Regions from separate parts of the Homo sapiens genome. Here region 2 is linked to region 1. A link is an interaction called in ENCODE POLR2A ChIA-PET data of the cell type or tissue named here. Cell type or tissue: K562. All regions are shown on one strand. Links, peaks and the distances in the headings refer to the core of each region. The heading gives the core; the rest is flanking DNA.

What was found. Peaks named below come from ENCODE experiments on the same cell type or tissue, not always from the same donor. Only the 100,000 strongest peaks of a DNase experiment are listed, where the experiment ranks them.
Region 2: POLR2A ChIA-PET joins it to region 1 with 10 read pairs; 6 of 35 experiments call an interaction of 5 or more read pairs at or near these places.

What each region holds. Positions count from the first base shown.
Region 1 is chr6:42,939,660-42,942,562 of GRCh38, forward strand. The region is part of intron 1 of CNPY3-GNMT (CNPY3-GNMT readthrough); the gene reads left to right. It overlaps LINC02976 (long intergenic non-protein coding RNA 2976), which reads left to right and starts at 834. Exons shown (of 5, transcript NR_186646.1): 1 at 834-947; 2 at 1,114-1,270; 3 at 1,851-1,956. In K562, for the core only: no CTCF peak of the experiment used is centred there; no DNase peak of the experiment used is centred there.
Region 2 is chr6:43,039,545-43,042,447 of GRCh38, forward strand. CUL7 (cullin 7) reads right to left here. Exons shown (of 26, transcript NM_014780.5): 20 at 1,371-1,531; 21 at 986-1,202; 22 at 612-882. LOC124901318 (a long non-coding RNA gene) reads left to right here and starts at 1,492. Exons shown (of 2, transcript XR_007059581.1): 1 at 1,492-1,580. In K562, for the core only: no CTCF peak of the experiment used is centred there; no DNase peak of the experiment used is centred there.

The DNA of each region.
Region 1 (2,903 bases), core at 127-2,626:
TCACTCTGAGGTTCCTAGCTGTTGTACCTGGAGTGCAGTTGGGAGGACACCCGGTTCCCAACACCATCTGGTCACACCATGTTCCTCAGGGCCAAGGGAGGAGCAGAGAGGCTGGCCTCTAGGGAGAAGGGGTGGGGAAGCTCAGGCACCTCCCAGTTTGTCCTGAAGGCAGGGATCGGGGCAATTGGTACAGTAGTGATGACAATTGTATGTATTCAAATTGTATGCTTTAACTTTTACTATTACCACACTCTTGTGAGGTGTGCTGTTAACCTCATTGTGTAGAGGAGAAAACAGGCTAGAGTCAAGTGATATGCTTGGAGTCAGGTGACCTTGGAGTCAAGGTCCTGCTGTTAAGGAGTGGTATAGCTGGGACGCAGACACTGGCGTTCAGATTACAAATCCATGGTACTTCCACTCTCCACAGCTGCCAGGGCCTCTTCCCCCAACCCCTGGCACTGACAGTGTGAGTTGTATCGAACTGGTTTAGTTTCTTGGCCTTAACCTGTCACCACCACCAAGATTCTTTTTGTTTTGTTTTGTTTTGTTTTGTTTTTTTGAGGCGGAATCTCACTCTGTTGCCCAGGCTGGAGTGCAGTGGTGTGATCTTGGCTCACTGCATCGTCTGCCTCCCGGGTTCAAGCAATTCTCTGCCTTAGCCTCCCGAGTAGCTGGGATTACAGGCACCTGCCACCACGCCCAGCTAATTTTTTTGTATTTGTAGTAGAGACGGGGTTTCACCATCTTGGCCAGGATAGTTTTGAACTCCTGACCTCATGATCCATCTGCCTCGGCTTCCCAAAGTGTTGGGATTACAGGTGGGAGCCACTGCGCCTGGCCTAACCACCACCAAGATTCCTAAAAGGCGAATAGGAAGCAGCTGTGGCTTATTGGAAGGAAAGAATGGCAGCAAGTCCTGGGGGAGCTGTGCCCGCACCAGATCTCCCGTGAGCACCCACACTGCAACTCTACCTCACACTTCCAGGCTAGGCCCAGTGGGTAGGAGGGATACACTGCTGAAGCCTCCCTGCGTCCATTGCAGCGGCTCTGGGGGCTGAACTGGGAGTGAGGGGCCCCCTCATAGCCTGGTCCCAGCCTCTCCCCCTCTACCAGGTTAGGGCAGCCAAGGCCATAGAGAGTGGAACAGAATGGAATCTGTCTCTCCTTAAGCTGTTGAGGATGACGCCAGGTCCTGGGAAAATGATACTGTCTTGGTCCAGCCTCCACCTCTGCATCTCCAGGACTGATGTTCCCCCTGTTAAAGGAGCTGGTGAGCAGTGAGATTACAGTCTAGATGCAGGTCTTGTCCTGGACTTTGTTCTGAGCATAGAAAATGGCTGGGGGTGAGGTGGAGGGGCTGGTACCCAGGGCAGGGATGTGTTTCCTGCCCCCTGAACTGTCTAGGATTTGGTGGCCACCCTCTGATTCCCCCATTCTATCACTAACAGCACTTCAAGGCCTGGCTTACTTCTGTCCCCACAGCTTCATTGATTTTTTTTTTGTTTTTTGTTTTGTTTTGAGTCTTTTTTTTTTTTTTTTTGAGACAGAGTCTCACTCTGTTGCCCAGGCTGGAGTGCAGTGTCACAATCTCAGCTCACTGCAACCTCCGCCTCCTGGGTTCAAGTGATTCTCTGCTTCAGCCTCCCAAGTAGCTGGGATTACAGGCAACCGCCACCACACCCAGCTAATTTTTGTATTTTCAGTAGAGACGGGGTTTCCCCATGTTGGCCAGGCTGTTCTCGAACTCCTGACCTCAAGTGATCCACCTGCCTTGGCCTCCCAAAGTGCTGGGATTACAGGCAGGAACTACCATGCCTAACCCTTTCCCCTACCTTTCTTTTTTGGAACAGGATCTCCCTTTGTCACCCAGGCTGGAGTGCAGTGGCGTGATCATGACTCACTGCAGGCCTCAACCTCTCAGGCTCAAGTGATCCTCCTGAATAGTTGGGACCATAGGTATGCACCACTGTACCTGGCTAATTTAAACATCTTATTTTTTGTATACCAGGTGTGGAGGCTCACACCTGTAATCCTAGCACTTTGGGAGACCAAGGCTGGAGGATCGCTTGAACCCAGGAGTTCGAGACTAGCCTAGGCAACATAGTGAGACCATGTGTCTAAAAAAAGAAAAAATTATTTAAATACTTTTTTATTTGTTTGCAAGAGTCTCACTCTGTCACCCAGGCTGGAGTGCACTGGCACAATCTTGTCTCACTGCAACCTCTTCCTCCTGGGTTCAAGTGATTATCCTGCTTCAGCCTCCCGAGTAGCTGGGATTACAGCCACACACAACCACGTCTGGCTAATTTTTGTATTTTTAATAGAGACGGGGTTTCACCATGATGGCCAGGCTGGTCTCGAACTCCTCACCTCAGATGATTCACCCACCTCGGCCTCTCAGAGTGCTAGGATTATAGGTATGAGCCACTGTACCCGGCCAATAATTTTTTTAATTTTTAATTTATTTTTTGGGCCTGGGGTGGTTTCAGCCTCTTATTTGGGAGGCTGAGGCAGGACAATTGCTTGAAACCAAGAGGCGGAGGTTGCAGTGAGCCGAGATTGCACCACTGCACTCCAGCCTGGGTGACAGAGTGAGACTCCATCCCCCGCAACCAAAAAAAAAAAAAAATTTGTAGCAACAGGGTCTCCACATGTTGGCCAGGCTGGTCTCAAACTCCTGGACTCAAGCAATCCTCCCATCTCGGCCTCCCAAAGTGCTGGGATTACACGTGTGAGCCACCATGCCTGGCCTCATTGATTTTTAAAGTAGGACAAGGTAAAGATCTAACCCCCAAGCCAGGTGTGGTGGCTCACGGCTGTAATCCCGGCACTTTGGGAGGCTGAGATGGGCGGTTCACCTGAGGTCAGCCTGGGCGACAGAGGGAGACTCCATCTCAAAAAAA
Region 2 (2,903 bases), core at 242-2,741, 100 kb after region 1:
TAGAACAGAAAAAGCAATGGTCTGGGGATCAGGTATCTGACAGCACCTGCCACCCCCAGCCACCAAGCTCCTGCCCTTTGTTCTCAAAACCACTGTTTTTCCCATGGCCTAGGGAATTCTTATCCCTAAAGACTATCTCTCCCTGAATCTATAAAAACAAAAATTAAAAATGTAAATTAAAAGACCAACTCTTTTTTTTTTTTTTTTTTTTTTTTGAGATGGAGTCTCGCTGTCGCCCAGGCTAGAGTGCAGTGGCACGATCTCGGCTCACTGCAACATCTGCCTGTGGGTTGAAGTGATTCTCCTGCCTCAGCCTCCCGAGTAGCTGGGACTACAGGCACACACCACCACACCCGGCTAATTTCTGTATTTTTAGCAGAGACGAGGTTTCACCATGTTGGCCAAGGCTGGTCTTGAACTCCTGACCTCAAGTGATCTGCCTGCCTCGGCCTCCCAAAGTGCTGGGATTACAGGCGTGAGCACTGTGCCCAGCCAAAGACTATCTCTTTTTACATCAAGCCTCCCAACATCAGGGTCTGCCCCCAACCCCAGGTCCTTTCCTAGCAGCCCACCCTCTCCCCAGTCCCCAGTCCCTCTGCCTGGCTGCTCACTCTTGTTGTAGAAGTTGGAGTATCTGTTCAAAGTGCCCCTCAGGTAGGAGGGCAGGCAGGTTCTGGGGTTCAGTGTGTGGCAGATTGAGGCAACAGGCCAGGAGTGTCGGGACAGGACAAGCACAGACACTTCTGGCATTGCCCCTTCATAGTAGAGGTCCTCATTCTCCTCCTCTTCCTCCTCTCCCTCCGCCACATCCACCACTGCTGCTGCCCCAGCTTCCTCTTCCTTCTCGCTCTTGTGCTCCTTGCCACTGGCCCCAAGGCCCACCTGAAGGAGCACAGGGTTCCCAGATGCCATGGCCTCCTCCAGTCTGCTCCACGCCCCTCTTCCCCCTACCCTCTTATTTGCTTATCCCTTCCAAGGCACTCACCTGTATTTTCTTCTCTGTATCCTCCAGCTTCAGGAGTTCCTGATCCAGCTGCTGGAGCTGGTAGACGTGGAACTGGCGCTGCAGCTCCTTAGAGGTGCTCAGGCTCTGCAACATCTGCTGGGGGAGGCGGTTGGGGAAGCAGGGACCGATCTGCTCCAGCACGGCCCCCTCCAGCCAGCTCGAGACCACGCCCAGGAGACGGTCCGCCATGTAGTGCCTGCAGTGCATGCAGCCCGGGCCAAGCCTCAGTGTGGGCACCAGTGTGGCCCAGCCTCCCACTCCAAGGCTCCAGCCTGCCTCTATCCCAGACTTCCAGGCCCATGAGCTGGCTCTGCCACCATCATCCTGCCTCCCGCCAGCTCCCGCTCCTTAGGTCCACACTCACTGGTAATAATGCTCAAAAGTGGTGGCTATCTCCAAGCCGGAGAAAATCAGGACAGCTTGCAGGCATTGCTGCAGCTGTGCCAGCCTCTCCATTTCCTGGGCTCCACCGATCCGGCTGCCCTGGATCTGCTGGTCAATGTGCCGGGCGAACTGCTCACTCACCTGAGCAATGGCAGAGCACAGGAAAGCCATGAATGAGCGAGCAGAGCAGGTGAGTGGGGAGGAGGGATGAGGGTCTGGAAAGTAGATATGAATGCTGGCAGCTTTCTAAGGTGGTTGGTGCTTTCATACAACTATTTTATAAGATCATTAACCATTGTACAAATTAGCAATATTAACAATTATGGAAAGTGTCTTTTCACATTGTGTCTAAAAAATCAAACTAATAATAATCATTCAAAATGAGAAAATAAGACCAGGCGCAGTTCACGCCTGTAATTCCAGCACTTTGGGAGGCTGAGACAGGCAGATGGCTTGAACCCAGGAGTTGGAGACCAGCCTGGGCAACATGGCAAAACCCCATCTCTACTAAAAATACGAAAAAATTAGCTGGGCATGGTGGCACACGCCTATGGTCCCAGCTACCCAGAAGGCTGAGAGGACCACCTGAGCCCAAGAGGTTGAGGCCGCAGTGAGCTGTGACTGCACCACTGCATCCCAGTGTGGGAGGGAGTAAGACCCTGTTAAGAAAGAAGTAAAGAAAGAGAAAGAAAGGGAGAGAAAGAAAAAGAAAGGAGAGGAAAAGAGGGGAGGGAAGGGAAGGGAAAGGAAGGGGAAGGGAAGGGAAGGGGAAGGGAAGGGAAAGGGAAGGGAAGGGAGAGGTGGCTCATGCCTGTAATCCCAACACTTTGGGAGGGTGAGGCGGGCGGATCACGAGGTCAGGAGTTCGAGACCAGCCTGACCAATGTGGTGAAACTCCGTCTCTACTAAAAATACAAAAATTGGCTGGGCGTGGTAGCATGCACCTGTAATCCCAGCTACTTGGGAGGTTGAGGCAGGAGAATCGCTTGAACCTGGGAGGCGGAGGTTGTGGTGAGCTGAGATCGAGCCACTGCACTCCAGCCTGGGCAACAGAGCGAGACTCCGTCTCAAAAAAAAAAAAAAAAAAAAGGAAGAAGAAAGAAAGAGAGAAGGAAAGAAAGAGAAAGAGAGAAAGAGAAGGAGGGAGGGAGGGAGAGAAGGAGGGAGGGAAGGAGGGAAGGAGGGAAGGAAGGAAGGAAGGAAGGCAGGAAGGGAGAAAGAGAGAGAGAAAGAAAGACGGACACAAGGAGGTAAGTTACATACACAAAGATGGTCCTGATGCAGTGTCACTGATAAACTAGGACTGGAGGCTACACAAGGAGCCTCATGTTCCTGCTGCTCTGTACCCTGCTTTCCAGGGTGCTTCTTGCATTTTAGCTCATCAATTGTGGGGGGTTTTTTTGTTTTTTTCTTTTTTTTGAGATGAGTCTAGCTCTGTCACGCAGGCTGGAGTGCAGTGGTGCAATCTCGGCTGACTGCAACTGCAACCTCCACTTCCTGGGTTCAAACGATT